2 separate regions of the Homo sapiens genome follow, and region 1 is linked to region 2. The links are chromatin loops, found by intact Hi-C in ENCODE. Cell type or tissue: OCI-LY7. All regions are shown on one strand. Each heading gives the region's core, and the rest is flanking DNA. Links, peaks and the distances in the headings are about the cores only. Region 1 holds the start of HEMGN (hemogen). Region 2 overlaps TRIM14 (tripartite motif containing 14).

Evidence for each region. Hi-C counts contacts between places; a loop is a spot of excess contacts. Peaks named below come from ENCODE experiments on the same cell type or tissue, not always from the same donor. Only the 100,000 strongest peaks of a DNase experiment are listed, where the experiment ranks them.
Region 1: it touches region 2 in a loop (2.5-fold over the local background); 13 of 110 quality-filtered maps call a loop at or near these places.

Annotation. Positions count from the first base shown.
Region 1 is chr9:97,927,195-97,943,961 of GRCh38, forward strand. HEMGN (hemogen) reads right to left here and starts at 10,978. Exons shown (of 4, transcript NM_197978.3): 1 at 10,864-10,978; 2 at 8,977-9,070; 3 at 2,841-4,027; 4 at 1-284. The coding sequence starts at 10,942. The coding sequence ends at 190. In OCI-LY7, for the core only: a CTCF peak has its summit at 7,774; DNase peaks (open chromatin) are centred at 3,967, 7,727, 8,277 and 11,177; H3K4me3 peaks cover 5,795 bases; H3K27ac peaks cover 7,048 bases.
Region 2 is chr9:98,097,084-98,113,850 of GRCh38, forward strand. TRIM14 (tripartite motif containing 14) reads right to left here. Exons shown (of 6, transcript NM_014788.4): 2 at 12,806-12,901; 3 at 2,848-3,081. Among named protein-coding and RNA genes, the nearest start is that of TRIM14, 14 kb to the right of the region's middle. RefSeq lists enhancers at 4,563-4,612, 4,873-4,992. In OCI-LY7, for the core only: a CTCF peak has its summit at 7,629; DNase peaks (open chromatin) are centred at 4,518, 5,068, 7,518, 11,088 and 1 weaker place; H3K4me3 peaks cover 4,479 bases; H3K27ac peaks cover 7,459 bases.

The DNA of each region.
Region 1 (16,767 bases), core at 3,328-11,327, 170 kb before region 2:
ACACATTCTAGCATGATATTGTCTATGTGGTAGAGCCTTAAAAAATGTTATTTCTTTCAGATATGGTCTACAAATAGAAAAAATAATATTAATGAGCATTGTCAAAAGTTTTACAATATTTTGAGAAAATCACGCATAAACTATTAAGCTGTATGTTCCATTGGACCACAACTTTATGGTTGAGCATTGTTAAAACAAAACATAACTATAGACATCATTTTCTGGATGACTCTCATTCAGAATTGCTGGTATTCCTGGCTCTTCTTTGGGTTTTTCTTTCATTTCTGTAAAATCAAATAAAATAAAAAATAGATTCAATAAATTGTATTGGGACAATTGACTCTCCATTTGGAGGAAGAAAAACTGCTTTACAACATACACAACAACAAACCGTAGATGGGGTAAATTTTTAAATACCATAAAGTTATAGAAATAATAGTGTTTTTAGTAATCTTAGGATGCTAAGCAGAACACAGAGACCAGAAACCATAAAGGAAAAGACTAGCAAGTTCGAATACCTAAAAAGTAAAATTATATATGGTGAAAACCACTATAAACAAAGTTAAACCAAATCAAAGACAACTGGAAAAATATTTGCAACATATACATAGTAAAAACTATTATTTAAAGAGGTTTTTTAATCGGAAAAAAGAAATAAAAAATGTTGAATGGGATAAGGATTCAAACAGGCAATTCTTAAAAAATTATATTTATAATAATCCTGAAAAGATGTCTAGTAACATTAATTATAAAAGGGGGTGATTAAGACCATTAGGTGTGTTTTATTTTTTAACCTATCACTTCTCAGCCTTTTGGCTAAGATCAAGTGTATTTTTTTTTTTTTTTTTTTGAGCCGGAGTCTCGCTCTGTCGCCCAGGCTGGAGTGCAGTGGCGCGATCTCTGCTCACTGCAAGCTCCGCCTCCCGGGTTCACGCCATTCTCCTGCTTCAGCCTCCCGAGTAGCTGGGACTACAGGCGCCCGCCACCGCGCCCGGCTAATTTTTTGTAATTTTAGTAGAGACGGGGTTTCATCGTGTTAGCCAGAATGGTCTCGATCTCCTGACCTCGTGATCCGCCCACCTCGGCCTCCCAACGTGCTGGGATTACAGGCGTGAGCCACCGCGCCCGGCCGATCAAGTGTATTTTTTAACCTAGCAGACAGACAAGGATTTTTAAAATGTCATAATGTACAGTGCTGACAAGGGTGTGGGGAAAAGGCACCTGTCTCGTGTGAATTGCTACCACATTTCTGGAGGCTAGTCTGACTGACTGTATATTCAAACTTTAAATTTGGGTACCGTTTGGCCCAACAATTTGATTTCTAGGGGTTGATTCAAAGGAAATAATCAGACAAACTTCAGCCTCCAGTGCCTCCATTTCCTTATATTTAGAATGGGAGTATTATTTATCCAGTAGAGCTTTTAACATTGAATAAAATAAACCACATAAAATATTTAATATGGTGTCTGGCACATAGAAAAGTACCAGATAAATGTTAACTAAATAAATGTTATTCCCAATGATGTTCATTGAACATTGTTGTAATAGTAAAACTTGGCAGTAACCTAAGTGTTCATCCTTATAGAGACTGGTTGAATATACATATAGCACAGTACTATGCAGTTGTTACAAAAGACATCATAAAGATGGCTGCAATACATATTGTAAATGAAAACAAAAACAAGTTACAGGATAGGATGGGTACTGTCTCATTTGTTGAAACAAAACAACCTTAACATTGGGAACTGAAGATAGAAGATGGTATTATAGGGGACTTTTACTTTACTTGATATTCACTTACATATTGCTTTATTATAATGAACACTTACTACTTTTATAATCAGGAAAAATAGATATTCCCATTTATTTGGTCAAACAAAGCCAAAAATAAAATAAGCGTTAATTAATTGACCATATCGACCTTGCTGGGTTTAGAATGAAGCAGTTAGGAATCAGGACGCTGTGTTGGTTAGAGCTGCTTCTCCAGCAGGGTACTCCTGTCAGTGCACGTACTGCTTCACATGCCTGCTTTTGCTGCAATGTATTTCTTTAAAGTAGTTCTTCAAAACTGGTATTACTTGGAAACCAACTAGCACCATGTTTTTGTTGCACTCATCTTTTAGGATAAAGAGCAAGTAAACTACTAAAGGGATTTCTTTAGAAATCAGTTTCCTGGGGATAACTATGGTCTGATAGACTCAGTCCATTTCTTATACTGTCTACAGTATTGTACAAAGAGAGCTGAAGTTCTCAGTTATGTCTCTGAGGCAAGTGAAATTAAAGAAAGGTTGCATTATTTTCAAATTCCTATACTTAGGAAAAAGTTTTTCAGGAACAAATCTTGAAATAGAAAGGGTTTTTGGTAAACCTGATAAATCCTACAAGAATGAATTCCCTAGTAACAGGATTATATTTTACAGCTTTTATCTCCCTCAGTACTTCGTACTATGAATTTACCTGCTTTCCATTTATCAGGCAAATTAAATTTCCTAGAAAAACTTCATTCATCAAGCTTTCTTGTTAATGTAGACTTAATTTTTAAAAATATTTTGCAATAATTCATCCTATATTGGGTTCATTTCACTGACTATAGCATCTCATAATGGATGGATAGTATGAATAAGTACTTAATGTACATGCTTGCATTTTCAATTTTTTTAACTCTTTGAAATATGCCAAGACAGACGTTGGTTGCATGAAAATATTGTTCACTTAAAACTAGTCAATGAAATTCACAGTATCCATTGAAATAACAGGGAATACCCAGGATTGTCAGAGAAAGTTGTAAATCACTACTCTGGGGGAGATGTACCTACCTTGGTGCTATAAACAGCCCTTACCTTGAGGAAAAGTATAAGCATCTTTAGCATCTTCCTGGTGTGCTTTAGGATCCTGGCCTTGGGGCCCACCTGTTTCTTGGTGTGGTTCTGGAAAGCATTCTTTAGGCACATCCTTATTTTTATATGTCTCAGTAGAGAGGTCTTCAGGCCCCGGTGTTTCTTGGTATATTTCAGGTGAATATTCTTCAAGCTGGGATGTTTCTTGGTATATTTCAGGTGAATATTCTTCAAGCCCAGGTATTTCTTGATACGTTTCAGGTGAATATTTTTCAGACCCAGGAGTTTCTTGGTTTATTTCAATTGAATAGTCTTCAGAATGAGGTGTTTCTTGGATTGTTTTATGAGAGGGGGCTTTAGGCACAATAATTTCGTTACATGTTTTATGAGGAAGGTATTTAGGTTCAGCTGATTCTTGGTGTGTTTTTGTAGAAAGGTCTTTAGGCTCAGCTATTTCTTGTATTTTAGGAAAAAGGCCTTCTGTCTCAGCTATTCCTTGATCTGTTTCATTGTATTCCTCTGGTTCTGCTGGATTTTGGTCTGTGTCAAGAATATAGCCTTTAGGCACATCTGGTTTTGGATATGCTTGAAGAGAGCATCCTGCCAGATCAGCTGTGTCTTCAGATGTTGGACAAGGAAGGATTTTGGGTACAGCAGCTTCTTGGCACATTTTAGGAGCCAGATCTTCTCGTTTAGCCATATCTTGGTACATTTTGAAAGGATGGTCTTGAATTACAGATATTACTTGGCATGTGTTAGGAGAGTTGTCTTCAGGTTCCTTCATGTCTTGGCATATTTTGGAAGAATTGTCTTGAAGTACAGATATTTCTTGGTACATTTTAGGAGAGAGGTCTTCAGGTTCAGACACATGTTGGCATGTTTCAGAAGAATGGTTTTGTACTGCTATTTCTTGGTACTCAGAAAAATTCTCCTGATATATGTTACTTTCTTGACATATTTCAGAAAAGTGTTCCTCAGGCACAACTTTTTGCGGGGAGGCTACTGAAGGAAATACTTTGGTTATGCTCCCAGGTGGCTCAGTTTTTTTCTCTATAGGTGCCAGTGCTTTCTCCACTATTTCCTTTTCTATCTGTGGCTGAGGCTCCACCTTCAATTCTGTGTTTTGTTGTCTCTTTCTGCCTCTTCGATTTCCTTTTCCTGTTCTCTGCTGCTTGCGTTTTTTCTGTTCTCTGCAGAAAGAACAGAATTAGTGTCAGCAGTGGTACTACAGAATTCAAATAAATGCTTGTAATAACAGTGCCAGGTCCCCCACTGCCTCATTGCACAAGTATCATGAACTAGTCACTTAATCTCTCTGGGCCTCAATCTCCTTGTTTGTAAAATGAAGGAGCAGCTCTAGATGTTCTCAATTCTTAGGAGAGGGAATGTTTCTCCAGGACTTCGTGGCATTGATACCATGCTTACCAGGAGCCTTCTTGGTGAGGGTAGTGCATGCGCGTATGCGTGCGTGCGTGTGTTATAGCATATTCTTAAAGTTTTGTTATGGAAAATAAATAATTCTCATTACAAATTAATAGAGTGGCATTCTGGTTTATACACTAGTCTCTTTGCATTTAGTCTTTGTGTGTTACTTCCCTACCCCTGAGTAAACTCATACAAATCGAGTTTCTAGACCTGGCACAGCTCCTCGTCTGTGCAGCCTGCAGGTGGATGCTGTATATGGCTTGATTATCAAATACATTATTTTGTGTAAAGAATTCTAAGTTGCTACAGTATATATCAAATGAGGTATACTGTAAGGGGTCAAAAGCTGCAAAAGCACTTCTTGAAGTTAAGAAGTCAGGTAGATAGGCATGAGTGGCCATATTATACCTATTCCTAATTAATAAATTAAAGATCTAGAAGATGAAAGGATATGCATGGTAATTGCAGCCAGTGACAAATTGTTAGGCACTGCAAATACAACCAAATACAGATGGCTAATACAGATGGGCTGGGGGCTGGGGGCTGGGGGAAGTACTATAAATAAGCATTTCATCATTTTTCTAAATCTACTGAAATTCTGTTTCATGCTACCCGCTCCATGGAGCCTTCTCTAAGAGACTACAGGACTAAAATGCTCTCCCAGCTTAGCACTCCTATAGGACTTATTGGGTGTACCATGCTAAAGGCAAGGAATGTAGGCTGCCTCATACTGTAGTTATTTCTGAAGAAACTGTATTTCTTTTAGTAAACATTTTAGACAGTCTTTGGAGATAAAAACCAGTGTTTTTTACATCTTTATAGTGCCCATCGTTCCTTGCATATTTAAAAAAAGTATACCCTGTTCCATTTTTTGTGTATGTTTGAAATTTCCGTTGTAAAAAAGTGTTTTTAAAAGATTACCTCACCAAACACAGTTTGAAGTCAATACCAAAAAAGTATATATGTTCACTTCTAATATGAGGCTATAGAAAAAAAGAAAAAAAGGTATAGATGTAACAGAGCAGTCTAAAATAATATTGAAAATTATATTTAAAAAAGGAAATCTAGGCCGGGTGCGTTGGCTCACGCCTGTAATCCCAGCACTCTGGGAGGCCGAGGCTGGTGGATCACGAGATCAGGAGTTCAAGACCAGCCTGGCCAACATAGTGAAACCCCGTCTCTACTAAAAATACAAAAATTAGCCAGGCATGGTGGTGCGCGTCTGTAATCCCAGCTACTTGGGAGGCTGAGGCAAGAGAATCGCTTGAACCCAGGAGATGGAGGTTGCAGTGAGCTGAGATTGTGCCACTGCACTCCAGCCTGGGTGACAGAATGAGACTCTGTCTCAAAAAAAAAAAAAAAAAGGAAATCTAAAGATGATGGTTATGGCACCTCAGCATTTTGAACTATTACTACAAGTAACCAAGGTGACAAGATAAATCATAAAATTCTGATAAATTTTTTGAAAAAGATATTAATAGTAATCCAAGTTCCTTAGGAAACACATATTTTTTCCTAGATATTAAATCCTAAAGAAGTTGTTATTTAAATCTCTGTATGAGGAGATCTGAGTAATGTAATAGTCCATGTCTTCCCAGGTAGTTTTTCAAAAAATGCAAAAAATACCTATGTGGCCTAAACTTTAGTCTGTACTCTCTCATGGTTGTGGGCAAGTCACTTAACCTCTACATGCCTTGGTTTCCTTGTAAGTGAAATGAGGTAAATAATATCGGCCCAATTTCATGTGGTGGTTATAAGAATTATATATAATAACTTACATGAATGAATTATTCAAATATAAATTAGGACTCATATGAATACAGGAAACACTTATAGTGCTTGTATATGTCAGGCACCGTTTAAATAATTTAGTTATTTTGTTATCTCATATAATCTTCACATCAGTCTATGAAGTAGGTAGTTATTATTTTCATTTTGCAAATGACAAAACTGAAACACAGAGATGTTGAGTAACTTGCCCAACACTTGTATTTGATAATCAAGCCATATACATTATCCACCTGCAGGCTGCACAGATAAGGAGCCGTGCCTGGATTGCAGGTCTAGAAACCCTGAGTATGAGTTTACTCAGGGGTAGTGAAGTAATACACACAGACTAAATGCAAAGAGACTAGTATATAAACCAGAGTGCCAATCTATTCGTTTATAATGAGAATTATTTATTTTCCATAATATTTCCAAGGGCTCTGGCTACCAAGTAGGGGAGCCAGGCTACGAATCTAGTCATTCTGGCTTTAACAGCCAGGCTCATAACCATGCACTCTGCTGCCTCTCTCTGAAACTAATAAAGTTTCACTGTATGGTGTGTTGTAGTGAGAAAAGAGGGCACAGGCCTTAGCATTATAGAGATGTATCACCAGAGCAAGTCCAGCCAGCTGCCAAGAGGCTCACTAAGGTGTTATCCATTTGAGTGAATACCCTCAGCCCAGCAAGCCCAGAAACCTGATTCTGTTAGCACACTGAGACTACCTCCATTTATCAGGGGCAGAGCTCATCAAGCAGATTTAAGGAGACTGACATATAAACCTAAAGACCAATTTTTAAATGAACAGACATACAAAGTCACATAGTAGAAAATACCTGGACTGGCTGGGCACAGTGGCTCACGCCTGTAATCCCAGCACTTTGGGAGGCCAAGGTGGGCGAATCACTTGAAGCCAGGAGTTCCAGACCAGCCTGGCCATCATGGCGAAACCCCGTCTCTACTAAAAAATACAAAAACTAGCTGGGCGTGGTGGCCAGTGCCTGTATTCCCAGCTACTTGGGAGCTGAGGCAGGAGAGTCACTTGAACCTGGGAGGCAGAGGTTGCAGTGAGCCGAGATTGTGCCACTGCACTCCAGCCTGGGCAGCAGAGTGAGACTCTGTCTCAAAACGAGTGAATGAATGAATGAATGAGAGAAAGAGAAAAAAGAAAAGGAGAGGAGAGGGGAGGAGAGAGGAGGGGATGGGGGAGAGGAGGGGGAGGGGAGGGGAGGGGGGAGGGGAGGGGAGGAGAATACCTGGGTTCTGGGCTCCCAAACAAATGCACCGTCTCTGTAGATAAGTACTTGGGAAGCCAAGTAATGATTGGAAGATTGCTTAGTGGTATGGAATTTGGGAGCTAATTGGATAATCTTCAATAGACCTGCCACAGGACCCTAATACAAATATTTCTACTGTAAAATGATACACGTGTTCCTAAAAAAACCTCACTTTCTGCAAAATCATCCTCTATAAAGTTACAGTGGTTATGGAGGTGGGGCAAATAGGCTTGGGACAAATGATTCAAAACCCTTGCAACATTTTAACACTAACTAAAACAATAATTGGTACCAGGAGAGAGAACTTGGATGGTCTAGACAAGCAGTTTACTGTGGCTGGAGGCTGCCTCAGGGGATAGTAAATGCAAATATAGTGTAATTGCAGGCTTGAAGCTGCTGAGACCTGAGCTCTGAGCCAGCGGGGTTGCCGTTAAGTTGGGCACAGGAGGGAAGTGCAAGCTGCCACTTGATGGAGAGCTGCGCAAGGCTGGTGTTGTGCCTCTCTGAGGAGGGAACCCTGGATGCTGGCTGAAAAGAATCCTGCTTATACAACAGCCAAGCTGAAGGCTTTTTCTTTCCAGCTGAAAGCTTTAATTCTCTTCCCACTATTCTGCTTTCTTCTGACTAGGAAAAAATCATGAACCAACACAACCCCCACATTATACTGACATCATTCTCCTATTTATCAATCGTATGTGAACTTGGTGTTATAGAAACATCTGTTGTAGCAGAACAGACAGTGCTCAGTCCACAGCGGGGTTTGGGGATTGGAAAATGCCCTTTCTTAGGAAGAGTGCTTTGCTTAAATTAGTGGTTCTCAACTGGGGATGATTTTGCCTGTCTTCCCCCAACCCCACCCCAGAAGACTTTTGACAATGTTTGGAGACATTTTGTTGTCACAGCTGGGGTGGAAGGTGCTGTTGGCATCTAGAGGCCAGAAAATGCTACAAAACATCTGCAGTGCACAAGCCAGCCCCCCACACAACAGGAAGTTCTCCTGCCCCCAGTGTCAGCAGTGCCAAGGTGGAGACACTTTGGCTTAGATGGATGCTGCACTTTTGGCTCTTTGGGCTCCCCTTCCAAGCAAGCAAGTCCCCAGTTTCCACAATCATATTTGAAATGGATGCAATTAGATGTCGCCTAATTTACAGTCATGTTATTGTACCCCCTTCCTGCATTTACATACAGGTGAACATACAGGTTATCTAAACTCTTTGTCACTCATTTACAGCGAATGTTTTGGCTTATTCCATGGAGAGTTAATCACACTCATTCAGTAAAGATTTAGCTAATAGAAAGCTTGGCGAACAATCTTGGAGGCTTCTTCAATGATGTTTCCCACTCCCAACAGGATGCTTCTATGTTTATATTACCTAGGAGCTAAACGCCAGGCTTCTCTACAATATAATTCGGTTGCTCAGTGCTTTAATTAAAAGAGACCAGGGAAAAAATTCTGTTCCCACCATTTTACCAGCTGTGTGTGTGACTTTAGGCAAGAGGTGTAACTCACTGGAGGCTTAGTCTCTGTTTTTCTGTAAAATAGGGATAACCATGTCTGATTTACAGGATTGTTGGAAAGATAAAATACAGTGTGTAAAGTGCACAGCACTACTTTATGCATAACATCCTCAATAAATATATTAGTTCCCTTTCCCTTGTGATGCTACCATACCCAAATAGCCATTGTGATGTTTCCTTTTCATGCACTTCAGCTTTTCTTTTTCTAAGTAGTTCTCTGTTTCTCAAACTCCAGGTTCCAATGACTTCTGTAATAAAATGAAAGTGATTAGAAAAAGTGATGAACTGTGGTGTCTATCAGCAAAAGTCCTGTAGCCAAGTGGCAGAGTCTCTGTTCTAGGTTTTTCTCCTAGCTTTTTGAGGACAAGGACTGCATCTCATTTATCCTTGTATCTCCAGAGAAAGCCTGGAAGCAGACATTCAGCAAATGTTTTTGAATGAAAAGGTCAGAGACCTACTCCTACATAGTATTTGTACATAAGTGTGCTACCAACCTATTAATTTCTTCAAAGTAATTTTATATATTGTACAAATAATGAAAAAAGTAGCCATATTTTGCTGTCTTTAACATGATAACTTGTTTTCATTTTATTCCTCACTTCTATCCAGTCTTTATATTACACAAAGTTGTAAGAATAGCATACCACAATTTTAATCTTTTTATTAAGCTAGCGTTATATTAGAACTATTTTCCATGACGTAGTCTTCATAATGATAATTTTAATGACAATGTGATACATAGTCTAGTTGATGTACTCTCATTTACCCAATCATTCCTCTTGGATTGAGCATTTAGATTGTTGCTAGTTATCTTTGCCTTGTATATCAAATTATAATAAGCATATTCATTGCATATAGCTTTTCTTTGGTATTTTTTCCTTAGAACGGTGTTTTTTCAAGTTCTTTGGAAAATTAAGGGTTTGATCAAAAAAGTTTCTGCTGCTGTCTAAGGTTGAGAAAAATTGATGAGTCTTTGATGCAGAGCTTCCTAGAGCCTGTGAAGTGATACAAATCCACACTGGGACCTCTAAAGAATAGAGCATGCCCCTTGAACCATGGTGCCTCTTGTTCTTGGGATAAGGGTTCTTAATAGGAAAAATTATATCTTTATTTTTACCAACCTCTAATTAAAATTGACAGTTCCTTCAATTATGAATGTAGATAACAAACCACAGTAGTTTTGGCAGTATATGACTTTTTTTTCAACTTTTATTTTAAGTTCAGGGGTTCATGTGCAGGATATGCAGGTTTGTTACATAGGTATACATGTGCCATGGTGGTTTGCTGTGCAGATCATCCCATCACCTAGGTATTAAGCCCAGCATCTATTATCTATTCTTCCTGATGCTCTCCCTCCCCCTCAGCATATGACTTGGTCCCTATAAAGAAATCACATATTTTTTTATCACATTATAGTTGTTGCAGATACCTTAAAATATCACCTACTGGCTATGACTTATTTGACTTGATACTATTATTAGACCCACCACTGGATATTGTAATCTATAAATAATCATATATATTACTATATAATAATTTTTTATTTTGATATTTGTATCTTAATGTAATTATTCCCTTTCTAGTCTTATATATTTAATTTTATGCCTTTAAAAATTTTATTCAAAGAAGGAGTCTCTGGGTTCATCAGAATGCCAAAGAGATCCATGTAGCAAAAAAAATTTAAAACAATGTCTTAAGGTATCTCAAGGCCTAAGTTTCCACAAAACATTTTGAGAAATGTTGCTTTAGGATAGATCCAAGGACTGAGATTAGTGAGTCAAAAGAATAAGCAGTATTATAGCTCTCACCACTTATTGCCAGATCTCTTTCCAAACGTTAGACCAAATTTGTGCTGCCATAGAAATGTATGAATCCACTTGTTTTACCACAGCCATCGAATGAAATTATTGGATGAACTAGTCTCATTAGCTTTCATTTATTTCCTTTTTTTTTTTTTTTGGCCAGATCCATTGAAAAGAGAAAATTATCATACCCCGAATTCTTCTCAACAGCCACCAGCTCTTAAGGTATTTTTCATTACCTGGAGAATGGTTCTCTTCTTGATGAGGGTCAGGTGTCTGATGGTGCTTCAAATGAGATTGGTCCTTTCCCAAATCCATCTTGCTGCAATACCTTCCTGCTATTTTGGTCTGACTTCCACAAGCAGCCTAGATGCTTTTTTAAAATATCAAAAACATCTAACACTTAAAAAAAAAAACCACACACACAAGTTTGCCTGTCACTTGACTTCCCGCCTAAAAGTTTTATCTGGTTGGACCACAACTGCAGGCTAATTCTACTATCTTTATCACACTGCACAGGTGTGAGTAGGGGAAATGGCTGGTGCTAGCAACCCCTAGCATAGGTTGCTATTTATACAGGGAAACTCTCTGACCACAGCCTGGCATGGCACAGCCTCTAGTCAGCACTCTTTTGGTTCTATCTGCCAGGAAGTGTCTGGATCCGATGTTCCTTTTTACAGATGGAGGTAGCCTAGTGTAGAAAGAACACAATCTAGGCCCCAACCAGCTCAGTGGCCCAGGGCAAGTCACCTCCCTTTTCTATGACTCTCTGCATTTGCAAAATGGGTAAATAATTCCTGTCTTGCCTACTTCATACGGTTCTTGTGAAAGTGAAAATAATAGATATAAAAGTTTCTAGAAAGTGTGATATATATTAATCTTACATGGTTTCCTGTATGTAGCTTTTTTCACCTTAATCTGTTGCAAAATAATGTACAGTTTTGCTGTGTATGCTGTTAGACTTAGTTAAGAAATAGACATAAAGAACCAAATTAGAATTTCACAGCAATTTTGTACCCTTTTTGGCTCACCAAATCATTCGCAAGTGACTCAAGATAACTAGTGAAATCCATTGTTACTCATATAGGGGAAGGTGAAAAATTACTTCTTAATGAAAATATCACCACATTATATCCCAGAAATTAAGTTGAAATAATCAAAGGAACCATCCTATCTCCAAGCAGTAACCCCATTTGTGAAGACAAGGAGCCACAGACTACTATGGTTCAACTAAAGAAGAAACCCTGAGCACCTCCTGATACAGGAAGCCAGTCTGGGAGATGCAGGATTAATATATGTGTTCTGGATTCAGATTGAATTGAAGTGAGTTTGAATTCCAGTGTTGACATTCCCTAATTCAGTGACCTGAGGCAGGTTAGATAGCCTTGGAGTCAATTTACCTATCTATAACATGGGGACAATATTGGTATCTACCTCAGAAAGTTACTGGGATGATTAAGTCCAGTAATCCATATGAGGCATTTTATGTGTGCCTAGCATATTGAACTTGGTCAGTAAATGTTAGCTACCAATAAAAATACAGTAACCAGATTTTGGTAAAGCAAGTCATAGTTTAAATGCACTAAAGAGAGAATCTGAAGAGGATTCTTTATAAAGAAAGACCTTTGTAATGTGAATAGATACCCACTACTTCCATGGAGTCTTAAGGCATTAGAACTGGAAGAGCCCAAAATCATCTAGTCCCTGCCTATTTTGTATACAAAGAAACTGAGAACCGAGGAGGAGAGTTACCTATACTTAGTATTTTATTACTTATTGCCAGCAGCATCTCTTACAGATTAGGAGATGGGTCATCATTTTGTGTGCTTGATCTTTCCTGGGTATAAAAATGTGTGTATCATGTAAATATATTAGAGAAACAAGCTGTCAAACACACTAAAGGGTATCGAGAATGATATAACAAACACCCAAGTATCTGCCACTAAAATTTAACTTGGTTTTTAATTACTAAACCCTAATATTTAGCTTTACCTCTCTCAGTTCCCCAGTCCTTCTCTTAAGTAAATCTCTGTATCTAAAAGTTCAGGTAACTTCAGGGAGCCCCTGCTCAAAGGAATCCTGCACGGAACAGCAGGCATTATTTGCTTGAAAATTTTGGATTTTCAGATATGGGGTTTAAATAACTCAAACTAACTTTAAAAATTACAAAATAGTGTTTTTTTAAATATTGGTCCCTTTAGTTGATATGTTTTAATTCTTATTAGTTAGGTTGTTTCTTACATTAGGATAGTTTAATAAAATAACATTATAGAATCCCTCTGGGACACCTTCAGTGGATGCAGAGGTACTTCTTGAATAAAATTGTCCTTACTAAGAGCTTGTAACACCCAGTTCAACAATTCAGCAAATTTTACTTAATGCCCCCTCTTGTGCTGTAGAGACGGATGGTGCAGTTCCTGAGCCCTGTGCCCTGTAGGCTCATAGAGGAGAAAGTGTGTACATCTGTATTGCAAGGAAATAATAGATTCTTTATATCCTGCTACAACCTACCTAAGTCAATTCCACCCCTGCCCCATGTTCCCTGTATCTAGAAGCAGAGTGTGGAGGGACTGTAAGAGGGTGGGGTTTCAAGTTAACAGTAAATTGAAGGTAATATTGGGTGGAGGAGGCCAGTGGAGAGACACTTTGGAGCAAACTAGATTGGAAGTCAGGCAAGGTGTCTCTGGCATGATAAACAGGCCAGAGTGGGAATTTGAGACAGAAGTAGCCTACAGTAAGTTTACAAGCCACAGTTCATGGTCCCTTCTCTCTGTAGAAAATTCTAGTTAGAAATTTAGTTAGAATTCTCTAACTAGAATTTCCAGAATGTGTGTTAGGCATTAAAGTCCACATATTTTTTGACAAATGCTGCCTTGTTCTAGAGTTATTTGCATATATACATAAACCTCTCTCTAGGCCACAAACCCTTAGAGAGCAGATACAGCTCCTGATTCACTTTTCTGTCTCCACAGTATGATCCGGTGGGAGGCTTGGCTCACTGTAGTCCCCATAATCGCCCTCACTCCCTGCTTCATGAACATGCAGCCTGGGACAGTAATTTATACACTCAGGGCTTGATGCTGCTGTGACTTAATAATAGCAATATCATCATCTGTGTCAGAGCTCTTTCTACTGTCATTCATTCTGTGCCCAGCGCAGTCCTATGTGTTAGAGATAGAGTAATTGAACAGCAAAGTCCCTGCCTTTATGAAACCTACATTTTAATGGGGAGAGATAAACAATAAGGAAATAAATAAAATATATAATGTGTCAGATGGTGATAAGTGCTTTGGAGAAAACTGAGCTGGGCATAATAGGATAAGAAAAAGGAGGTTGATGGTGGCTGCTATTTTAAATAGTGTGGTCAGAGAAGGCTTGACTGATAGGGTGACAGGTGAACAGAACTGATGGAGGTGAGAGGCCAGATATGCCATGCTGATATCTGGGAGGGCATTCCAGGTATAGGGGCACCAGCAAATGGCCCAAGGAGGGGAGTGTTAAGGAGGTGGGATCAGAGAAGAAGCCTATTATTGCCCCTTGTAGGATTTCTACTCTGAGTGAGATGGGTAGTCATGGCATGGTTTTGGACAGAGGAGTGATACGATCTGACTTACATGTTTAAAGAATTATTCTGGCTACTATGTGGGACAGGGGCAGAGGAAGCAAGAAGAACAATCAGAATGGTATTGCAATGATCCAGATGAGAGATAATTAAGGTTTGGATGATGGCAGTGGTGAAGCCATGGTCAGATTCTGGATTAACTTATAACTTGAATATGGGGTGAGACATAAAGAATCAAGATAAAGATTTGTTGTGAACAACTGGAAGGATGGAGTTAGCATTCACAGATCAGGAAGATTGGGAGAAGCAGGCTTGGAGGAGATGATCAAGAGTTTCATTTTGGATGTGCTAACAGGTTAGGGAGAAAACAGCAAAGGAGCAGCCAGTGAGGCAGAGGAAAACTGGAAAAATATAGTGTCTCGGAAGCCAAGAGGAAAGACTGTTTCAAGGAGGAGAGACTAATCCACTGTGTCAAACTTTGCTAAAGTAGAGGAAGGATTGAGAATTGTCCTAACAATTGATTTCCTAACAATTCAATTCATTTAAATTAATTATAGATTATGGAGGTGAAGTAACTTGGCCAAGGGCATGCAGATGAAACCAGCTATATAATTTTTGGGGGACCCATGGCAAAATGAAGACAGAGGGCTTCTCCTTCAAAAATTGCTAAGAATTTCAAGATGGCTATAGCAGAAAATTAAACCTAGCAAGTGTTTCACAAGTGTTTCATTGGATCCTTGAAGCAGACTTATAACATAGCTATTATTGTCCTCATTTTTCTGATGAAGAAACTGGTGCTCAGTGCATTGAGTGATATAACTAAGATCACAGAGTGAGACTGGTAGTTCGCACCAGAAGCTGGGCCTTCAGCCTCCAATTCCCTCTAATTCCTTCTTTTTTTTTTTTTTTTTTTTGTTTTTGAGATGGGGTCTCACTCTGTTGCCCAGGCTGGAGTGCAGTGGCACAATCACAGTTCACTGCAGCCTCTACCTCCCTGGGCTCAGGTGATCCTCCCACCTCAGCCTCCCAAGTAGCTGGGACTACAGGCATACACCACCATGCCTGGCTAATTTTTTGTATTTTTTTTGTAGAGATAGGGTTTTGACACATTGCCCAGGCTGGTCTTGAATTCCTGGGCTCAAGCAATACCCCTGCCTTTGCGTGCCAAAGTGCTAGGATTACAGGCATGAGCTACCAAGCCCAGCCTGGCCCTCTTCCTACTAGAACAAACTAGGTATTGAGGGAGAGAGTTGCTTTCCTGCTTCCTGACCATCTGGAGCAGGTGTAAGTATTGAGAATTTGGTCATACATTTCAGAGGCCTGACTGAACTGGGCAAATGAAGGAGGGAGGAAACACATTGCTGAAACTTCTGCCCTAGGGCCCTTTAAGATGGGGGTGAAAAGGGAGCACAGGAAAAAATAGCTCAGGCCATGTACTGGATACTGTTTAGTCAAAAACAAGACGGGGTAAAAGTGCCCCAAAGCTAACGCCATTTAAGGCTATATTGATAAAAATTATAGCGCCTCCAAAACCAGAGAGATGAGAGCCCTGGTACACTTTGGTTTGTCATGCCATAGTCAGAGAGCCATACTGTGAAGACCATATTATATGAAAGCATACACTGAAAAGAATGAGGGGTACAGGGCTCTATCATTTTCCTGGCTGGGTAACTTGGGGAAAATCACTTAATTCTTTCTGATCCTCAGTTTCTTCCCTTGTAAAATAGAGAAAGGTAATACCTCATGGGGATTCTGTGAGGATAAAAGAGATCATGGGAGCTTTTTATAAAATGAAAAACACGGCAGATATAAGTCCCATCAACCCGGACAGTGTTGATAGTGATATTAGAGTGTTCTAATGATGCACCTGGGCAATTTCCTAAAATACATTTGGGTGGAAAAGTCATGGAAGGGAACACAATGGACACTTGTTTTTCTTAGCATTCCTTCCTTGCTGACATACTTTTTCAAAGCTTTTAAATACTTTTCAAAGACTGGATCAAGCTTTGCTTTCCTAAGTGGAGAAGGAGAAGGACAGTTTCTTGTTCCCCTCTCTCTCAGTCTGTTGATGCATGATAAATGACTTCTGTCTGCTAAAACAGATGCTGCTGTACACATATAGATAACATGTTCTATAACTTAGAATGGCTGTAGCCTGCCTTTCAATCTAGTTTGTCCCAAAGTCCCTCCTCTGGAATCCTCCCACAAATGCTCCTTCTGTTAGAGTATAGACAAACATCTCTGAATAAACACTGATGAGTGGTCATTTATCTGGGGAAGAGCAATTCTGGTCCCACCTTGAGCCTCCCCCTTATCCCTGTCCTTTCATTTCTGAACTTCTTGAACTAGTAATATATTCTCAGTGTCTCCTTTTCCCCCTACACCATTTCATTGCTTTGCATATGTAATCTAGCTTTTTCTTTCACTCATTCTCTCATAAATCATCAATGATTTCCTAATGGCCAAATCCAGTGGTCCATTCTCAGTTCTTCTTTTTTGACCTCTCTGCAGCTTATAATTCCTCTGAGTACTCCTATCCTCCATGAAATTTGCTCCACTTTTGGCCTCTCTGATGGTGTGG
Region 2 (16,767 bases), core at 3,447-11,446:
TTCCAGGGGCTGAGGCAGGAGAATCCCTTGAACCTGGGAGGCAAAGGTTGCAGTAAGCTGAGATTGAGCCACTGCATTCTAGCCTGGGCAATAGAGTGAGACCCTGTCTCAAAAACAAACAAACAAACATTCCTGTCTCCTATCTCATTACAGGACAAAGTCTGAACTCCATGGCACATAAGGCCTTCATGAACTAACTATGGCCTATGGATCCAGCTGTGTCTCTCAATCCCCCCACCCTTATACCCTCACCTCTCCTCAAGTCAGGCTGCACCCCAGCTGGTTCCCCAGCCTGTCAAGCTCTCACATGTACACAGTTCCTGTCTGTCCTCTCTGCGTCCTCTCTATATACAGTGTGCTCCTACTCATTGTCCAGCACCCAACCCTACCATCACCTCTTCCTAGAAGTCTTCCCAGACTGCATCCTTCTCCCAGCCAGAGAGTGTCAGACATTTCTTGGACATAATTTTGCTAGCTTCATATTTACAAAATTGTTTAAGCTGTATTGTAAATAACTGTTTCTGAGCAAGTCCCCCACCCAACTGTGAGCTCCTAATGTCCAGCAAGTGACCTGGCTCAGTACATATTGATGAATAAACGAATGAACACATAGAAGGTGGGAACGGTGAATGATTAAAATCATTAGCTGTGGCCCAAGAGAATTTGAAAAAAAAAGATGACAAAGCCCTGAAACCGTTTTCTGATGTGAGAATAGCATGCTTCTCCATGGAAGGATTCCTTTGTATTCCATAGCCTTAAAAACGACCATTATTTAAAAAGAGACAATTACATGTAACACTTTGTGCATCTTGCCTCTCTTAAAGCACAACACCCATTATGCCTAGGAAAACACTTCATCCAGAATTTGGCTCAAACAGCTGACAATGAGACACAGGCTGAACCGACTGAGGCCACATAAAGACACAAGAGTGGAAATCCCCAGCTGGAGACTGGCTTGGCGGGTTTTGTGTTGACTGGCTTATTTGTCTGTCTTATTTTCCAGCCAGAGCCCATACTAATCTGTGGTTAGAGTTGGTGCCACTTTTAGTTGTACCCTGCCTTGTCCCACAGCCTTTAAAGTGTCTTGTGAAGGTCCTCTAATAAGGCAAGATTTTTCTTTATAGCGAGAAAAATGAAGCTAAGAGAAAATTAGACACAAAGTGTTTGCCATGAAGCCTTAGTCTGGTTAGTCAAAGCAGATTTGGCTCTGAACTTCCCAAGGCAAAGAAGGAAACAGGAGGAGCTCTATTAGTGGAAAAGCAATTCTAGTGCAGAAGTGACTGCACAGGGATATTGACACCAGACAACAGTTTCTTCCACGGTTCCCTAAAGACAGGAACACCATCGGCCGGGTGCGGTGGCTCACGCCTGTAATCCCAGCACTTTGAGGGGCCGAGGGGGGCGGATCACGAGGTCAGGAGATGGAGACCATCCTGGCTAACATGGTGAAACCCCATCTCTACTAAAAAATACAAAAAATTAGCTGGGCGTGGTGGGGGGCGCCTGTAGTCCCAGCTACTCGGGAGGCTGAGGCAGGAGAATGGTGGGAGGTGGAGCTTGCTGTAAGCCGAGATCACACCACTGCACTCCAGCCTGGGCGACAGAGCAAGACTCCGTCTCAAAAAAAAAGAAAAAAGTAGACAGGAACACCATCCTCAACAACATGCTTTCTCTAAATGTAGCAATGACTATCCCTGGGGCTAGTTCTTTTCTTTTTTTTGAGACAGAGTCTCACTCTGTTACCCGGCCTGGAGTGCAGTGGCATGATCTCGTTACTCACTGCAATCTTTGCCTCCCCGATTCAAGTGATTCTCCCACCTCAGCCTCACAGGTGCACGCCATCACGCCTGGCTGATATTTGTATTTTTAGTAGAGAGGTGGTTTTGCCATGTTGGTCAGGCTGGTCTCAAACTTCTGGCCTCAAGTGATCTGCCACAGGGGCTATTTCTTAGACTCTTCCTCAACAAAGCCCAGTGGCCAAGGAGTACCATTGAGCCAGCTGTGACTCAGCCTTTGAAATGTGCTCAGTAGCTGCAAGGACACCTGCCTTTTCAGGTGGGGTGTCTCAATTTAAGACTATAAAGGCAGGCTGATTGCGGTGGCTCACACCTATAATCCCAGCACTTTGGGAGGCTGAGGTGGGCGGATCACCTGAGGTCAGGAGTTCAAGACCAGCCTGACCAACGTGGAGAAACCCTGTCTCTACTAAAAATACAAAATTAGCCACGCATGGTGGCACATGCCTGTAATCCCAGCTACTCAGGAGGCTGAGCCAGGAGAACTGCTTGAACCCAGGAGGCAGAGGTTGTGGTGAGCTGAGATCGCACCACTGTACTCCGGCCTGGGCAACAAGAGAGAAACTCCATCTCAAAAAAAAAAAAAAAAAAAAAAGACTGTACAGTCAGAGGGCCAGGCAGGGTCCCTTGTGGGTTTAGAGTCAGACAGACCTAGACAGACAGCCAGACCTGATACCAGCTCTGCTACCTACCTGCTGTGTGAGACCAGGTGAGTCACTTCACTGAGCCTCAATTTCTTGTTTATAAAATGGGGTGAGCCCACTTTGCAGAGTTCTGGTGAATATTAGTGCTAAACTACACAGTGCTCAGGACACAGGGGCCTTTGAAATTGGTGGCTGTTAATATTATTTAATTAGCCCAAGAGGTGTATTATCTTCCTAACAATGTATATTCTCTTGACCACCTGTGTGGGGGCAAGACAGTCTACATGGTGACAAGACAATAGTCCATGTACTTGCTTAGTGTGTCAATACTGTGCTCAATGCCACAATACTTGAGATGAAGTGTGGGTGGCAGGTGGCAGCAGTAAGAGCAGTGACCCCAGCATTACCTGAAGCCTCTGGACAGGATCGGGCTCCTGGCTGATACTCCAGACCCTGTTGGAGAGATCATTCATGATGTCAAGTTGCTCTCTGCAAGAGTCAGCTTGTTCCCTGTACACCTGGAGGGTAAGCTGCGTGTTTTTATCAATGAATTTCTTGGCCAGCGCTTCCTCTTCGTCAAGTAGTAATCTGAGTTCAGTGAATTTCCCCTTCAGCCAGGTTTTACTTGACTCTGCATTAGCCTAAAAACAGAAAAACCAGTTGCAGATGACATGTCTGCCAACCAGGAAATCCAGAATAATCAACATGAAAAAAATCATAACGTCTGAAATGTGAGTTCAGTAAAGTGGCCAGTCAGACACAAGATCAACTTATAAAAACCAAAGCTTTCCTAAGCACCAGCCCATCACCGATCGTAAAATGCACGGAGAAATAAAGATCCTTTTGAAAATGGGAGAAAAAATAGCAAAATATGTGGAAATATACCTAATACAAAACCATATTCGTGACTGGGAGGGTTGATTACTATAAAGTCACTATTTGTCTCTAAATTAGTCTATAAATTTGATGAAATTCTAATCAAAATCTTAACATGCTGATTAAAAATTATTAAATCATTAGGAGAGAGAATAAGCATAAGAAAAGCCAAAATTGCTTTAAAAAAATCAATAAAGAGAAAACTGATAAGAGGTTATCTGCCTTATCTGCCTTATCTGATAACAAAACAATAAATCTACAGGATCTAAAACCATGTGGCTCAAGCATAGATAAGAGGTCAAAAGTACAAAATAAAGAGCTTTTAAAAGAACTCAAATTATATATGGAAATGTATGTATGTGTATGTGTGGTGTAACAGTGGCATTTTAGAACAAATTTTTGTATTTTTTGTACTAAAAATATAAAAGTAAAAATAATTAAAATAATATGAGATTTTCCACAATGAAAGGTTAAGGAAAACAAACAAAAGAGAAGGTCCAGTTAAACTAAAACACTGTACATAAAGCCCAAAGAATAAATCAATTAGATGAAATACAAAACAATTTTTATTTATTTATTTATTTATTTTTATTTTTTGAGAAGGAGTTTCACTCTTGTCCAGGCTGAGTGCAGTGGTGCGATCTTGGCTCACAGCAACCACTGCCTCCCAGGTTCAAGCGATTCTCCTGCCTCAGCCTCCTGAGTAGCTGGGATTACAAGCACGCACCACCACACATAGGTAATTTTGTATTTTTAGTAGAGACGGAGTTTCACCATGTTGGTCAGGCTGGTCTTGAACTTCTGACCTCAGGTGATCCACCTGCCTCAGCCTCCCAAAATGCTGAGATTACAGGCATGAGACACCATGCCCAGCCCAGAAAATAGTTTTTGATCATTAGATTGGAAGACTTTTAAGAGACTGAAATACAGTCTGTAAGGGTATGTGAAGTAGGGCATTTATATAAACTGTGGGTGGTAGGGTCTATTGGTACTTCGCTTTTAGAGGACAATACGACAATAGCTATCAATTTTTTTTTTTTTTTCAGACGAAGTTTTGCTCTTGTCGCCTAGGCTGGAGTGCAATGGCAAGATCTCGGCTCACTGCAACCTCCGCTTCCCGGGTACAAGCGATTCTCCTGCCTCAGCCGTGTAGCTGGGACTGCAGGTGGCCATCACCATGCCTGGCTAATTTTTGTATTTTTAGCAGAGACAGGGAGTCACTGTTGGCCAGGCTGGGTCTTGAACTCCTGACCTCAGGTGATCTGCCTGCCTTGGTCCCCCAAAGTGCTGGATTACAGGCATGAGCCACTGCACCTGGCCTCAAAGTTTTAAATACATTTATTCTTTCATGCAGCAATTCCTCTTACTTTACTTATATCCTAGAAAATGCTTTCACATGTGCATGAAGATTTGTGTACCAAGATTCTCAGTATATAGCTTCTACACATAGAGAATAGAATTGGGCAAGTGTAGTGGTAGGTGTCTGTAATCCCAGCTACTTGGGAGGCTGAGGCTTGAGAATCACTTGAGCCCGGGAGGTGGAGCTTGCAGTGAGCTGAGATCAGGCCGCTGCACCCCAGCCTGGGCGACAATGCAAGACTTTGACTCAAAAAAAAAAAAAAAAAAGAAAAGAAAAAAACATTGAAAAATGGGCGTCACTAGCAGAAACAGAAACAACAGCAGTGGGGAGCGAACGTTCTGAGAAATAGGGTCAACCACAAACAGCTCACTAGCACTCAAGCATCCTGTTACAAGCACTCAACTCACAGTCCACCTGCACCCAGGCATCCTGTCTGCAAGCATTCAGCTCAAGCAGCACAACCTTAGAAAACTCCACCTCCAGCTCCTGCCTCTTTGCAGACAGTCTTCTTTCTGCTGTCTCACCCATTGCTCCCTTTCAATGTATCTCCCCCTTTTCTCTAAATAAATCTGCCTTTCTAAACTCAATGCTGTTTTGGTAAATTATTTTATTCCCCTGTGCACCAGCCTCAGACAGTTGTTAACCATGACATATTTGGCACAATTTTCAATATGGGATATGTATATCGGTTCATTATATAAATTGTCCTACATTCGTACAATGAAATAATTTATAGCGATTACAAAGAATGCAGTGTGCTGATGCATGCTAAACATGGATGAACCTCGAAGACATCATCCCCAGTGAATTAAGCCAGACAAAAAAGGACAAATAATTTATCATTCCGCTTATGTGAAACATCTAGACCAGGCAAATTTATAGAGACAGAAAGTAGAGTCGACGTTACCAAGGGCTGGGAGAGGGGAAATGGGGAGTAATTGCTTGATGGTTTCAGAGTTTCTGTTTGGGATAATGAAAAAGTTTTGGAAGTAGACACAGGTGATGGCTATACAACATTGTGAATATAATTCATACCACTGAATTGAATACTTTAAAATGGTTAAAATGGCAAATTTTATGTTATGTATATTTTATCACCATAAAAAAAAAGAAGAAGAAAATATAACAACAAAAACAATGCAGTAGGCTGGGCGCGGTGGCTCACGCCTGCAATCCCAGCACTTTGGGAGGCTGAGGCGGGCAGATCATGAGGTCAGGAGTTCAAGACCAGCCTGGCCAAGATGGTGAAACCCTGTCTCTACTAAAAATACAAAAAAATTAGCCGGGCGTGTGGCGGGCGCCTGTAATCCCAGCTACTCAGGAGGCTGGGGCAAAGAATTGCTTGAACCCAGGAGGCGGAGGTTGCAGTGAGCCGAGATCATGCCACTGCACTCCAGCCTGGGCAACAGAACGAGACTCCATCTCCAAAAACAAACAACAACAACAAAAAACAATGCAGTAGACCTATATGTCCTGGCAGGGAAAGTTCTCCAGAAAAAAAAAAAACAGGTGAAAAAGAACAAGCTGCAGAATAATATAAGCAAGATAATCCAAATTTATGTAAAACATAATAAAACAAAACCTGTATATGGACATATGTATACATCTATATATTTGCAAGTGCAATTAAAATGTTTGTTAGTAGTGGTCATATTTGGCAAGAGGCATGGGATTGGGGGTAAGGGAAAAGAGAGGCTCTCACTTTGTACCTTATGTAGTTCCATACTATACCATTGTTTAAATTTTAAAAAATGACAATTTGTTCATGTATTATTTATACAATTAAAAAAACACTAAAGCTGGGCACGGTGGCTCACGCCTGTAATTCCAGCACTTTGGGAGGCTGAGGCGAATGGATCACGAGGTCAGGAGATGGAGACCATCCTGGCCAACATGGTGAAACCCTGTCTCTACTAAAGATATAAAAAATTAGCCAGGTGTGGTGGTGGGCACCTGTAGTCCTGGCTACTCGGGAGGCTAAGGCAGGAGAATCGCCTGAACCCGGGAGGCAGAGGTTGCAGTGAGCCGAGATTGTGCTACTGCACTCCAGCCTGGCAACAGAGCGAGACTCCGTCTCAAAAAAAAAAAAAAAAAAAATTAAACATAGGCCAGCTCCCTTCCTCAGCCCAAACATCTGCACAGTCCACATAGCAGAATGAACCCAGCACCCAGCCAGTCACGAGGGGTGGGCAGGCTCCCGTGATACCGTGTTCTCAGGGGGACAGCATGTGGTTTGGCAGCAAACAGGAGATGAGTTCTCTAAATCTGTGTTTCCTATCCAATGCTCCAGGCAGAGGATAGGTTCAGAGGCTAGCTCATACCACAGGCCTATGGATAGGTTCAGAGGCTAGCTCATACACAGGCCTATGGATTATAGCTTTAAGCTAGCCTGGGAATTAGTCCACATTTTTATGGTTGCAATGGGTCAATGAGCCTGGACACAAATATATATTTACTGAATGATCAAATGAAGAAAATAAAATGTATTTCAAACTCTTGATTTATGAACACATGTTGAAGCAACGTAAGTACACAGAGGACCTTTGCAGAGAAACCAAGAGAGCAAATATCTCCTCCCAACCAAGTTATGCTCCAAGCAGTTTTTATAGATCCACTTTGTAAAGTAGAAAATACAAAAGAAGCTTCACGACGCTATACCTTGTTCTAACTCTCAGCACAGTGGCAACCAGTATGGAAAACAGCCACCAGAAAACTTCTTGTATAAGCAGATGAGGCTGATTATGCAATATGGTCAGAAAGGGGTAGAGAGAGAGAGGGAAGGGGAGAGAGAGAGAGAGAAAGAGAGCAAGAGAATATCATGGTCATGAAATAAGGAAGTACGCCATCTGGTTTGGGTCCCACTGGTTCAAAGTGAAGATCCCAGCTGAACTGGGCTGGGCTTTGAAGAGAGCTGGTGGCTGGGTGAGGGCCTAACAGAGTCTAGCTGAGCAGGGTCTAAGGACTGTGGAAGAGAAAGAAGCTGAACAGCCATGAAGCCCCGGTCAGGGAAGGCTGGGGGATTTTGCACTCAGAGTGTGGGCTGCTGTGTGAATCCACCTCTGGGTCCTGTGGAGAGTGAGGAGATGAAAGGAGGGCGCTGTTTTGCTGAAAACTCAGTATGACTTCCAACAACCCTCCCACGGATGCCTCTCATGGGATGCACCACCAGGGAAAGAAGGCATGCTGTCCAACCTTGCCCAGACCACGTTAGCATGGGGACTCTTTAGACTCTGCTATGGTGGCAATGGCAGGCAGGAAGAGGCAGGGAGTGGCCATGCCCAGCAGGGGCAATGGACACCAGTGGCCTTGTCAGCAGCATGGCCTGGCAGGGTCCCCATCTTTTTGTTCCCAGTCTGGCAAAGGCTGGTTCATGTCCCCCCATTGGTGCCTTGATCCCAAGCCTTGGCTCAGTCCCTACAGCTCCTGCGGGTCACAGAGAAAGGCATGGAGCCAGCAACTGAGGCTCCTTATTCCACCCGCAGGGGTTCTGGGTCTGGTGCCAGGCTGGGCCCTTGTGTCTCAGGCCCATTTCCTGCCCATCCCCGGCTCTGCTCTGTAGGACAGAGGGGCTGAGCCCCGCCGACTGCATTTTCAGGATCACTTGACGTCAGGAGTTCGAGACCAGCCTGGCCAACATAGTGAAACCCGATCCCTACTAAAAATACAAAAATTAGCCAGGCACGGTAGTGGGCACCTGCAGTCCCAGCAATTCGGGAGGCTGAGGCAGGAGAATTGCTTGAGCCCAGGAGGCGGAGGTTGCAGTGAGCTGAGATCACGCCACTGTGCTCTAGCCTTGGCAACAGATCGAGACTCTGTCTCAAAAAACAAACAAACAAACAAAAAAACAAACAAACAAAGTAAATTCACTGATGCCAAAACCAAAGAGGAAACACAGTGTGAGTGACCTGGCAGGAGCTGAAGCTAAGTGACCTGGAAGGAGTGGAGCCAGAGGTGCATGCATGCAGACGAAAGCCACAATGGGGCCTGGCCATCCAGGGGGAGCACAGAGTACCTGGCCACATTCCAGCTGAGAGTGGAAAGGAGTGACCTGCATCAAGTCAGATCCACAAAGAGCTGCTCCATCCATCAACTAGCACCAGAAAAACTCCACCCCCGGGCCCAGGGAAAAGAAGAGGAATCTAGTCATTCATCCAGGGTCACAGGTGAAAAGAAAATCACCAGCAAAACAAATAAAACAACAGTTTTGCATTAAGCAGGGTTGGAGTCCAAATTCACGGAAACTCAAAACTGAAAAATAATATGAAAATGAGTCTGGAGCTACTGAAACTCTTAGCATCTCCTGAAGATGCTCATGTCACAGTGCTCTGAAGGGGCACACTCACAATCCACAGTGTATTGGACATCTATGGTAAATAGCTACTGGAGACAAGATGATAATACACGTGACAAACCACACAAGAAAATGAACCACCATGCCTCACCTCCAGATTGGGGATATATTAGAATTGTATGTACAATATAACTCAAGCTACATTAAAAGCATATGCATATACAGGAAAAAAATCTCAAAATGTGAATAATGGTTGGCCTGAAGTGGCAGGATGCAGGATTATGGATGAATTTTTAAAAATATGTTTCTTGATCAGGAATTGAATATAAATGCTCACAGGAGCCAGGTTGTTAACACTGAAGGAAGTGGGCAGGGTGGAGCTGGGAGATCCCATGCCATGGGAGTAGCCATTGCTCAGCTCCATCTGCCCCCACATGAGAGTGCAGGCATAGGGTGGCAATATCTTTCTAATTTCCTAACTATAAATTTTTATACAAATATGTCTCAGGTTTAAAATGCTGACTATTAATTCCATTTTTCTTATTACCTTATGAAGGCCACTTAGGTGTTAGTCTAACAAAACATACAGAATTTGTATGCTGAAAATTACAAAATGCTGATGAAAGAAAACAGAGATCTAAATAAATGGAAAGATATACCATATTCATGGATTGGAAGAATACATAGTAAAAATGTCAATTCTCCCCAAATTGATAAACAGGTTTAACACAATTCCTATCAAAATCCCAACAAACTCTTTTTCTTTTCTTTCTTCTTTTTTTTTTTTTTTTTTGAGACATGGTCTCGCTCTGTCACCCAGGCTGGAGTGTAGTGGGTATGGTCATTGCTCACTGCAATTTCAACCTTCTGAGCTCAAGCGATCCTCCCACCTCAGCCTCCTGAGTAGCTGGGACTACAGGCATGTGCCACCATACCTGGATGATTTTTTAGTTTTTTGTAGAGATGGTAAACAAGCACATGAATAGATACTCAACATCACTAGCTACTGGGGGAATGCAAATTAAAACCATGATAAGGTATCACTACACACAGATTATGCAAGTTAAGATAAAAACTTGTGACAATACCAAATGTTGTCAAAGATGCAGAAAAACACACTCTCATGCATTGCTGGTGGGAATGTAAAATGGCACAACCACTCTGGAAAAGCGTTTGGCAGTTTCTTAAAAAACAAAACAGGCAGGTGCCATATGACCCAGCAATAGCATTCCTGGGCATCTAACACAGATAAATGAAAACTTATGTCCGCACAGAAACCTGGACACAACTGTTCAAAGAAGCCTTATTTGCAATAGCCCTAGACTGTACCAAACAGCCTACAATAGGTAAATGGTTTAAAAAACCTCTATGGTACATGCATACTATCGGATTAGTGGAATATTACTACTCAGCAATACATGGGAATGAACTAGTGGTTCTTGCAACAACTTGGGTGGATCCCAAGGGCATTCTGCTGAGTGAAAAATACCTCAAAAGATCATTTTCCATTTTTATGACATTTTCAAATGCAACAATTATCAAACAAATTAATAATTGCCAGGGGTTAGGGATTGGTCGGGGGGATACAGTGGGTAGGGAGGTGACCATAAAGGTGTAGGTAGATTTTTTTTTTTAAGATGGAGTCTCGCTCTGTCATCCAGGCTGGAGTACAGAGGCATGATCTTGGCTCACTGCAACCTCCACCTCCTGGGTTCAAGCGATCCTCCCACCTCAGCCTTCTGAGTAGCTTGGATTATAGGCGCCACCATTCCCGGCATTTTTTTGTATTTTTTTTTTAGTAGAGATGGGGTTTCAACATGATGGCCAGGCTGGTCTCGAACTCCTGACCTCAAATGATCTGCCTGCCTCAGCCTACCAAAGTGCTGGGATTACAGGCATGAGCCACCTCGCTTGGCCTAGAAGAAGGTAGAACTTGGCAGTGATGGAATAGCCTGCATTTTGATTGCAGTGGTGGTTATGCAAATCTATACATGTGATAAGTTGACATAAAACTATACACACATACCATCCTTTTTTTTTTTTTTTTTGGATAGTGTGCTATAGTTATGTAACAAGTAACCCTTGGGGCAAACTAGGTCAAGGTACACAAAACTCTACTATTTTTGCAACTTCCTCTAAATCTATAAAAAGTTAAAAAGTTAGTTGGGGAAAGGGTCAAGAGAAAGAGAACCATGGCTTAGATTAAGCTGAAACCTACCCCAGGCCATCCCTCAGGCCAAGCTTATCCAACCTGCAGCCTGTGGGCCGCATGTGGCCCAGCACAGCTTTGAATGTGGCACAACACAAATTTGTAAACTTTCTTAAAACATCATGAGTTTTTTGGATATTTTTTTTTTCTTTAGCTCATCAGCTATTGTTAGTGTTAGTGTATTTTATGTGTGGCCCAAGACAATTCTTCCAGTGTGGCCTGGGGAAGACTAGACCCTCCACATGGGTCCTAATTCTTGGGGGCCCTCAAACCATATCTGCTCAGGCATTTGCAGACAGGGAGCCTGATCTTCAGGCCTCCCCACAACCCTTCCAACGTGACAGCTTTCACTTTCTAAATCCTTTGGTACTGTCTATCTCCTAGCCCAGAGTTCTGCTTGTGAAGACATGAGAGACACTATTAAGCTGGGACCACAGGTGTGAACTACAAACGTCTTCAGGGTACTGGCAAACTGTCATGAAGACAACTGACAGAGAATGGACTTTAGGCAAATGTGGGAGCCAATTCTGTGGCCTGGCCTGGTCACAGGAGAAACTGGGTGCCAGCTTCTCCCATGGTCACAGCCACTCCTCCTCTTGTGTGAATCAGTCAGGGGTTCCTTTTTTTTTTTTTTTTTTGATAGGGTTTTGCTCTGTTGCCCAGGCTGGAGCACAGTGACGTGATCCTAGGTCACTGCAGTCTCAAGCTTCAGGGCTCAAGCGATCTTCCCACCCCAGCCTCTGAAACAGCTGGGACTGCAGGCGTGCACCACCATACCTGGCTATTTTATTTTATTTATTTTTAGTAGAGATGGGAGTCTCACTATCTTGCCTAGGCTGGTCTCGAACTCCTGGGCTCAAGTGATCCTCCAGCCTTGGCCTCCCAAAGTGCAGAGCAGGGGTTCTTCCAGCTCTCAGTGGGGCAGGCCCCAGGAGGGCCTCCCACCCCAGCCCTCACTGCGAGGAGGGAGCAACAGAGGATGAAGGGGAGGAGGGAGCAACAGAGGATGAAAGGGGGAGGGAGCAACAGGATGAAAGGGGGAGGGAGCAACGGAGGATGCAAGGGGAAATGACCAGCCCCTGAGGCCCTAAAAACACAACAACTTTGTCATGTCAAAATGGTTACTTAGAATAACATCAGCCTCAAGTTCCCATTCAAAATCCACAGAGAATCCACTCAAACATCATTATGAAAGGAGAGTGAAGAAAGTACCTATTTGTGGAACAGATCTTACCCTACTTGCTTTCTTTCAGCATGGCAGTGGAATTAAAGAGATATCTGCATATTCCTTAAGCTGTGTTTTGCTTTGTTTAAGGCAATTTGGGATAATGGGCTAATTCCTCCAAGAGACTGGCAGATGACACTAAGGAACCAGAGATTTGCCACAAAGCAAAGGAAACCGGAGCTCAGGGCCCCTCACTTGCAGAGCCCCTTCATGGTCTTGCACCTAATTTTGTCTGTAATTTTGTGTTCTTTTTCTAAAGAACCCTGAATTATAGAAGCTCCAGGCCCCACCATCTGCCCCTTCGCAGTTGGTTTTTATTTTCATTGGCTCCATATTGGGGGTCCCTTTTGTCTGGGGGGAAATGTGGGTCTTTCCATGGGTATGAGGAAGAAATGTCCACTTGCCTTGAGCTTCTCGGTGGCATCTTCTATCTGGGTTATGTTGTCAATGTGCTGCTGCTTCTTGATTGCCAGCTGCTTTAAACATTCTTGGCTGAGTTTCTGTACAGGAGGGAGTTAGGAAAAAAGTCGTAATACTGTCACTTTCCAAATAACAGGCCCCCCACAGGGGTCACCTCCTCTTACCCTTGTATTCTTTTCCAATGGAGGCATCTGAAGGTGAGGTAACTTGCCCAAAGTCATATGGCAAGTTGGTGGATGAGCTGGGACTAGGACATCTCTGATCCTCGGAGGTCCACATCAGGTATGCCTCTAATCTTGATTTGCACCCCTTCCTCACACTTTACTTTATCTAGGACAAGTCTTGCCTGTGACTTGCTTTTCCAGCCTTTCAAGTGGGACTTTAAGGCAAACAGCTTGGGGTCTGGGAAAGAACATCTACTTATGGAGTATTAACTGAGCACCTATTATGTGCTGGGCCCTGTTCCAGGTGCTGCCCTCATGAAACATACATTCCAGGGAGTCTGTGACCCTCTGGCCCTGGACTACGTGAGAGGTCAGTGGGGTTCATGCTTCCTGCTCTTCCCACCTTCCATATCTCTGCTTTTTGAAATTGCTTTTTTCCCCAAAGTCTGCTCTGCACTCTCCTTCCCCAAGGGTGTGATCTCGTCTCCATCTTAGCCTTTCTTACAGCTGGCCTTACACTCAGCTGCTGGGCCCAGATCTGGCTGCCCCATTGACTAGGAGCTTCTTGAGGGCAGGCTCGCTTCGTTCTCACTCCCCACAGGGAGCAGGGTGTGACCAGAAGTGTTTGCTGAATTGAACAGAATTATCAGGGGCTGGTCAGGCATGGTGGCTCATGTCTGTAATCCCAACACTTTGGGAGGCTGAGGTAGGAGGATCACTTGAGCCCAAGGAGTTCGAGACCAGCCTGGGCAACATAGTGAGACTCTGCCTCTACCACAAAAAATAAAATAAAATAAAATAAAATAAAATAAAATAAAATAAAATAAAATTAGCTGGGCATGGTGGCATGCACCTGTAGTCCTAACTACTTGGGAGGCTGAGGTCAGGGGCGGGTCACCTAAGCCCAGGAGGTTGCAGTGAGCCATGATCATGCCACTATGCCACTGCACTCCAGCCTGGGCAACAGAGTGAGACCCTGTCCCCCCCCCCAAAAAAAAACAATTATCAGGTGCTGCTAGCTTCTTTCCCAACCAGCCAGAGAACTCTTCCAGGTCAGGGAAGGATCTGATCTGTTCTTTGACTCATGGCCCAAAATATATGCTGAATAGATGTTTGGTGAATGATGGATGGATGAATGAATAATGGGTGAATGGATAGGAAAGTGGGTATGTGGATGCAAAATGAATATTCATAGTGTCAACCTTACGTAATGAAATTCAAGAGCTGAGCATGGTGGCTTGCACCTGTAATCCCAGCTACTCAGGAGGCTGAGGTGGGAGGATCACTTAAGGCCAGGAGTTTGAGACCAGCCTGAGCAACATAGCTAGACCCCATTTTTACCAAAAAACAACAAACAAAACAAAACAAAAAACCTGGCTGGGCATGGTGGAGAATGCCTCAAGTTCCAGCTGCTTGGGAGGATGACATTCACAGGCTATAGAAATGATTAGCAAAGAAATAAATTGATGGTGGCTAGCTTTGTTTAATGAACTATTCAGGCAAAATTGTTAAGAATGAAAAAATTAAATAAATGTAAATGAGATCAAAGTTTATAAATGAACATTTCATAGTTTTAAAAGTTGTTTTCAGGCTGGACACGGTGGCTAACGCCTGTAATCCCAGCACTTTGGGAGGCCAAGGCAGGCAGATAACCTGAGGTCAGGGGTTCGAGACAGCCTGACCAACGTGGAGAAACCCCGTCTCTACTACAAATACAAAATTAGCCAGGCATGGTGGCGCATGCCTGTAATCCCAGCTACTCGGGAGGCTGAGGCAGGAGAATCACTTGAACCCAGGAGGCAGAGGTTGCAGTGAGCCAAGATCACACCATTGCACTCCAACCAGGGCAACAAGAGTGAAACTCCGTCTCAAAAACAAACAAACAAAAATTGTTTTCAGTAACTTAATATCATGTTATGTTAAATGAAGTAATAGGTCATTATAAAACGTCTGAATCATTTATATGGTATAGAAAAGCTAAATATATTTCGATCTGTTAACAAAAAAAAATTGAGGAGCCATCTTTCTAGAAATTATGAAATTATTTTCATCTACAAATGCTGGTAGAAAACAGCTAAAAATTACTTACTTCCTAGGTTTTTCACTGGAAATTTGGGTTACTAAGAGTGAAAATTGTAGTTAACATATGTGATTAAAACTACTTGATATAAAAGAAACAGTTCTATTTACAGAGTGTATAAAGTCAGATGTGTTTTTGGTAAAGACTGTTGAAAGAGAGTAATTTTTCTTTTGCATGAGAGAGAACTTTGTGTAGTCAAAATGATAATGGGAAAAGGGAAGTAAATTTTTGTCCTAAGGTAGAATGCCAAAATAAAAAGGAAGTATAGGACAAAACTGAAGATTTAAGCAAATTCTAGAAGGTCTGTGGAAGATTAATCTCACAAAAGACATTTTGTATGTGATCAAATTGGTTAAAATGAGAAGGAAATGGCAGGGTGTGGTGGCTCCTGCCTGTAATCCCAGAACTTTGGGAGGCCGAGGCAGGCAGATCACGAAGTCAGGAGTTTGAGACCAGCCTGACCAACATGGAGAAACCCCGTCTCTACTAAAAATACAAAAATTAGCCAGGTGTGGTGGTGCACGCCTGTAATCACAGCTACTCAGGAGGCTGAGGCAGGAGATCACTTGAATCTGGGAGGTGGAGGTTGCAGTGAGCAGAGATTGCGCCATTGCACTCCAGCCTGAGTGACAGAGCAAGACTCAATCTCAAAAAAAAAAAAAAAAAAAAAATCAGAAGGAAATGGCCAGGCGCGGTGGTTCATGGCTGTAATCCCACCACTTTAGGAGGCCGAGACAGGTGGATCACCTGAGGTCAGGAATTTGAGACCAGCCTGGCTAACATGGTGAAACCCCGTCTCTACTAAAAATATAAAAATTAACTGGGCATGGTGTTGTGCACCTGTAGTCCTAGCTACTCGGGAGGCTAAGGCAGGAAAATTGCTTGTACCTGGGAGGTGGAGGTTGCAGTGAGGCAGTTCATGCCACTGCACTCCAGCCTGGGCAACAAGAGCGAAACTCCATCTCAAAAAAAAAAAAAAAAAAAAAAAAGAAGGAATTTTTTATAAGTTTTTCTAAAACTTAAGTATTAATATCAAAAGCACACTCATGTAAGGCCAGAGTCTGGGCTCCTGTGTTGGAACAACCAGGTTTTATCAGAGCATTGATCTGCTCTTTAATAGAAAATGGTGAGAGATTATCGATTATCTTATCTTGTGTAGTCAAAGCTGACTGAAATTGGATGATAGATAATATACTAACACCTAAGTAATTTTTTTCTTTTTTTGAGACAGGGTCTCACTTTGTCACCCAAGATGAAGTTCAGTGGTGCAATCTTGGCTCACTGCAGCCTTGACCTCCCAGGCTCAAGCAATCCTCCTGCCTCAGCCCCCCAAGTAGCTGGGACTATAGGCACACACCACCACACGCAGCTAATTTTTGTATCTTTTGTAGAGACAGGGTTTCACCATGTTGCTCAGGCTGGTTTTGAACTCCTGAGCTCAAGTGATCTGCCTGCCTTGGCCTCCCAAAGGGCTAGGATTACAGGCATGAGCCACTGTGCCTGGCCTAAAAGTAAAACTTGTTTTTCTCCTTTGAATAAAAATGTAATGTAGAATTAATAAGAGACGGTAAAAGATGTATTTACTTTTGCATAAATGGCAAAGAAAAGGTAACTGGGGAGAGTTTGTCCCATGCTGTCTTTATTAGGTCTCTTGATTGAGAACTGAATCTCCTCTATCAGAGTGGTTTTTGCTTTTTGAAAT